2 separate regions of the Homo sapiens genome follow, and region 2 is linked to region 1. The links are chromatin contacts, found by Hi-C or POLR2A ChIA-PET in ENCODE. All regions are on one chromosome and are shown on one strand. Each heading gives the region's core, a stretch centred on a gene start or an enhancer-like site at or near the end of the contact. The rest is flanking DNA. Distances are from core to core; before and after follow the strand shown.

Region 1 (2,700 bases), core at 99-2,598:
TCTTGTGTAGCAATTTGCCTTGTGTCTAACTTGGCATGGAGGAAAGATGATCCATTGGCTAGGGGTTAGAGGGCCTGAGAGTCCTAGTCCTAGCTCCACTCCTGATACACTAGATGACCTTAAAAAGCCATTAACTTTCCTGATACCATTTGTAAAGTGAGGGGCCTGAACCAGATGTTCCCTTAAGTCCCTTCCAGCACCAACATACTAAAAGCCTGAAAACACAAAACACTAAACCACGTCTAGGGATCATCTGGTCTAGTTCTTGGAAATTTAGTTTTTAAAAAAAAAAAAAAAAAAAAAAAAAAAAAAAAAAAAAGGAGAGAATTCCAGCTCCTATCTGTAACCTTCTGGAGACTTACTACCCATTGATAGAATTCCCTGTGGGAAATGTTTTGAAATAGTGGATAGTCTATAAAACGAAATTCTGGGGATTAATCTGCAATGAGGGCTGAAAATTTTCTGAGTGATTTTTCCCAAATGTATGAGAAATCTTTATCTAATTGAATGTGGAGCGTATTCTTTTCTGAAGCATCTTGTTTGCATTCTCAAAGCAGGGTTTGGTAGGAAAAAGAGCTTAGGCCAGATATTTTGCCACTTACTCATCAAGTTATTAGGGAAGATGCGCTGACAGCAACTAGTGAGTCACGTCGAGGTCATGTCATGTCTAAGTTTCAAACTATCTCCAAGTATTGCCACACACACATTCGCATATACCTCACCACCAGCACCATGAAACAGATTGTGAAAGAACTTCAGCCGCATCCATGAAGTGAAAGTGGGACTTTCTCCTGACCTCCACATCCCTGAGGAATCCGCTCTCACCACTGCGTACTTCTCTGATGGGAATCCTTGAGGTCATTTGGTCCCATCTTATACCTCGTAAACTCAGTATAACCTAACAGAAATGTCTCAACCTGTATCCCCAAACTTTACGTGAAAGAGACAGGGTAAAAAAAGACATGGAAACTTCCTTTGATTTCCAAATGCAGGAATTTTTATTACCCTGGAAAGGCACTTGGGGACTCTGAGTATTTTTATTTTTTCACAATGGCATTACCAGTAAAAATAAGAACACCTCCTACAGTGGTGCACTGTATATTTTCAATATTTTATATTTTTTAATCATTCAACATATATTGACAACTATGGTAGGTGGTAAGAGGGTATTCGGCGTCTATAAATTATCTATAATATAATGAAATAAATTATATAATTATGGTATATAAAAGGAGGATGTAATTAATTCTGCCTCGGGGTAGGGAAGTTGAGGAAGGTGAGTCTTAAATGATGAGTAAGAGTTGGAAGATGAGTAAGAACTAGCCAGAGGGTGAATGAGATTTGAAGGGCATTCAAGACTAAAGGGACAGGAAAATAAAAGGCAGATATGTGAGAGTTTATGAGGCATACTGGAGACCTACTAGCAGTCTATATGTGGCTAAAGCATAGTGTTCAATGCTAAAGGGGAGAGAATGGAGAGGTGGACGGGTAGATTTGGGCCTGCTTGTAAAGGCCTTAACCAACATACTGAGGACTACAGCTTTCATTCTTTAGGCAACAGGGAGGCAAAGATGACTGTGATCATGATCCAGTCTGTATTTTAGGAAGGTAATTCTGCTAGCAATGAAGAGAATGGATAAAGAGGGAGAGAAAGAAGGCAGAAAGAGGTCAAGATCTATTGCAATGGCTCAGGAGAAAAATGGCATATGTAAAAAAGATCATATTTTGCCATCATTATTTGTTTTTGTCTCCTTCTTTACCCCTCACACAGAGTTAAGTTTCTTGCACCCAAGTATCATGTCCTGTTCACCTTTGTATCCTAGCACAGAGCAGATTGCCTGTGCTACATAGTATAGGCATGCAATAAACACCATTCATAGGTGAATGCACAAAATGAGACATAAAAAGGGTAGTAGCAGTAGGGATATAAAGAAAGGGTAGATTCAAGAAATATTTTCTGAATTAGATTCTAAAGAATTTGGTCTAAGTAAAAGGGAAAATTCCAAAGTTCTGTATTGGGCAACTAAAATACAAGCATGGATCTTCAAAAACAGTTTTAATTTTCTTGGTTATTTTTTCGTTGAAAATAAAGTTTTCAACACTTTTTTCTTGCATTTAAAAATGCAAGAGTGGGAGCAGGTAAAGAAAGAAAGATAACAAGTTGAGTTAGGAAGATGTTGATTTTGAGGTGTCCATGAGCCAGGGTCCTAAAGTCCAGTGGGCAGCTGGAACTCTAAGTCAGGAGCTGCTAGGAGTTCACTGGCTGATTTTCACTTACGACCATTCATCGAGGCAGTTGAACCAAATTGTCCAGAATCCAGTTTTTTGTTGTTGTTGTTGTTAACATGGGCTGAAAAGTTTATTTCCAAAGAAAAAAGTAAACAAGAAAATTAAAACTGTTTTTAAAGATTCCTGCTTCATCACTGCTGAAACCAAAACAAAGACAAGAGAAGGAGCCAGGGATCAACCTCTGTATCTGAAGATGTCATAGTGAATTTCTCAGATCTTCAGACTCTCAATGGAAAGGTTCCCATGAGCACCATTAGTTGTCCAAGCATTAGTAAGCTGACTTACTTCAGAATGTAAAATATTCTAACAGGAAATTCTAACAGGAAACTCCAACATTCTTCCCTTTGTTTTCTTCCCATGCATTGCCACTGAGACCTCTCAGGCAGAGATGCTTTGTTGAAGGCATGCAAC
Region 2 (2,700 bases), core at 81-2,580, 260 kb before region 1:
TAATTTTTGTGGTTCCATAGCAGGACTATTCTCTTTACTTCTATCTCTACCTCTTTTGAGATGTTGGAGACTCTCTCACTCCAGGAGTTCTCAATCCTGGGTAAGTTAAGAGAATAGAGCAGTTAGAGGTATAGGCTTTGGAATCAGAAAATCTGGGTTTTAGTCTTGGCTCTGTTTCCTCTTGGCTGTATGAAGGTAAGAAACTCATACTCTCTGGCCTTAGTCTTCTCACATGTGGAATGAAGCTAGTAGAAACACCTACTTCATGAGGTTATAGTGAGAATTCAATTAAAAAGGTACACAAAGTGCTTTCACGATGTAAGCATCCAATAGCTGGCCACTGTTGCTGTCATGAAGATGGTGCAAGACCTCAACGCTGTCGCCTTGCTCTTTCATCCCAGGAGTATGTGCTGCCTTACTCATCTGTCGGTGACTCATCATGTGTCCTTGGAAACCCAACTTAACAACCAATTAATCTTCTAACAATGCACACTATGACAGGAGACATTTATTGGTTAATCTGGATGAAACATATTAATGAAATTTTATGGCCATCCCCGATGTAAAAGATTTTTTAAAGACTCATTTCAAATTTCTCGTGTTGAGCTGATTTAGGATTTTATTTTATATTTATTTACAAGAGTATTTACTTTGTGGCAGTCAGTGGGTGAGACACTGGGCTTGCAAAGGTGAGCAAGATATGGCCCTTATTCTCAGGCAGAACACAGGGTAATGGGGAACAGGCATATAGACAAGGAACTGGAATAGCTTAGAACATTTGTGCTGGTGGAAGCATGACAAGTTTGCAGGGCAGACATAGGAGAGGGCCTAAGTCAGAACTGGGGAATAGGCAGGGAAGGGGGTTTTTGAAGACGGAACTAAATTTTAAGGTAGGACAGACAAAAAGGAAAAGAAAGTGTGTCTGGAAAGAGGGAATAGAGGCATAAAGAGAGAAAGAGAGAGGAGAGAGAGAGAAAGAGAGAGGGAAGGAGTGTGTATGTGTGTGTGTGTAACTTACAATAATGTGGTTTTGCTGGTTAGTGGATGAAAGACAGAAGTCACATCATAAAGGGGTTTAGATTTCACACACAAGAGTTTAGTCTGTAGCCAGTGAGTGGCTACTGGAAAATTTAAGCCCGGGGAGTTGTGGGGTGAAATTTGAGTTTCTGCAGGATCCTTCCAGGGATTGTGTGAGAAATGGAGAGTGGAGTGGACTGGAGACAGCTATAGCAGAGAATGGAGAAAGAGAATGGGAGGGGAGAAACAAGGCAGAACAGAGGGATAGTCACAAGACAGAAATGAATCAGCCTCGGTGATTGCTGGATATGGAGGTAAGAGAAAGTAAAGTGTTAAGGATGATTCTTGGTGTGTCAGAGAGGCCCAGCAAGCAGCTGATTGTGTGAGTGCAGCAGATTTTGATCTTTGCTTCCACAACAACTGTTATACTCTGAATGTTTGTGCCCCTACCCCCTCCCAAATTATATGTTGATATCTTACCCCCAAGGTAATGGTATTAGGGGTGGGGCCTTTGGGGGTGATCATGAGGCAGAGACTTCACTAATGGAATGAGTGCCCCTATAAAAATATTGCAGAGAACTAGCTAGCCCCTTCCATCATGTGAGGGCACAGTGAGCAGATGTCCATCTATGAAGGAAGTGGGCCCTCACCAGACACCAAATCTGCAGGCACTGTGAGCAATGAAATTCTGTTGCCTGTAAGCTACCCAGTCTGCAGTATTTTATTATAGCAACCTGCATGGACCAAGACAACAATCATCTCCCATATGACACTTTCCTTCTGCTTGAACCCCAAAGTATTCCATTAAAAGCAGAGATCACTTGATATTAGAAGGGTATAGACCCAACTCCAATGGATGACTTATGACTGGTCTAAATGACCTGTGCTAATCTCATTCCTTTTGGCCACTTCGTCACATTGTGGGCAAGTGACTCATCTGTTCCAGCTAATGAAGAATAAAGAGGGACTTTTGCCCATTTCCCCTTCTTCTTGCATGGAAGGGAGACATAACTTCCATATCCAACATATCTCCTTGCAACAGCCTACTTGTGACCACGAGCCAAGAGTGAGAGAAGGAAGTCAGTACACTAGGATGCTGGAGCACAAAGGGAGAACCTAGTCCCTGATGGCATCTTTGAGCACCTGAATAAATGCTACCATCTACTGCCTCAGAACTTCCTGTTAAGTAAGATAAAAATGGTTTGTTAGGTTAGACATTTGCTTTTTAAAGGATGGGATATATGAGGCTAATAAATAGCTCCAAAAGTAAGGGCTCAGACACAATAGACACATTGCTTGTTCTTGAGTGGCTGAGGCTGGATGTTACAGGTCACAGGTGGTGGAAAGCTCAGGGACACAGCCAATGGAGGCCCTGCTCTTCATAACACATGGCTCCCAAAGTCATCTTGGGCATAGAGTCACAGTTAGTCAGAGGGGGATGAGGATAGAGCTACTCTTTTGGGAGGTTTTACGGGCCAAACATATGACTCCCATTCACATTCCATTGGAAGAACTGGCCACATCTAACTGCAAGGCAAGCTGGGAAATGTATGGTAACCAGGAAACCATATTCCAGCTTCTATGAAAGGATGAATTTTGGTGAACAACTAGCAGTCTCTGTCACACACCTGTAAATTGAGTTTTATTTTTCTTATTTGCAGCTGAAAGAATTTGTCACTGATC

Evidence for each region. A loop is a pair of places that touch in the nucleus more often than their neighbours do. ChIA-PET counts read pairs that join two places held with the same protein, here RNA polymerase II (POLR2A). Pooled maps may share reads with other maps.
Region 2: a map of mammary epithelial cell shows a loop between it and region 1 (1.9-fold over the local background). The contact joins two enhancer-like sites. A Hi-C loop is called at or near these places in 2 of 168 maps with a recorded cell type or tissue (PC-9 and mammary epithelial cell) and 2 of 50 pooled maps. POLR2A ChIA-PET finds 5 or more read pairs at or near these places in 4 of 52 experiments (BJ, PC-9 and activated T-cell).

The regions. Positions count from the first base shown.
Region 1 is chr1:115,166,884-115,169,583 of GRCh38, reverse strand. No RefSeq gene overlaps it. Among named protein-coding and RNA genes, the nearest start is that of LINC01765, 69 kb to the right of the region's middle. Within about 2 kb of position 1,348, at least 5 of the 41 ENCODE cell types and tissues checked have a DNase peak (open chromatin) inside an H3K27ac peak, as active enhancers do; they include PC-9 and mammary epithelial cell, where a contact is called at or near this core.
Region 2 is chr1:115,428,666-115,431,365 of GRCh38, reverse strand. No RefSeq gene overlaps it. Among named protein-coding and RNA genes, the nearest start is that of NGF, 92 kb to the right of the region's middle. Within about 2 kb of position 1,330, at least 3 of the 41 ENCODE cell types and tissues checked have a DNase peak (open chromatin) inside an H3K27ac peak, as active enhancers do; they include PC-9 and mammary epithelial cell, where a contact is called at or near this core.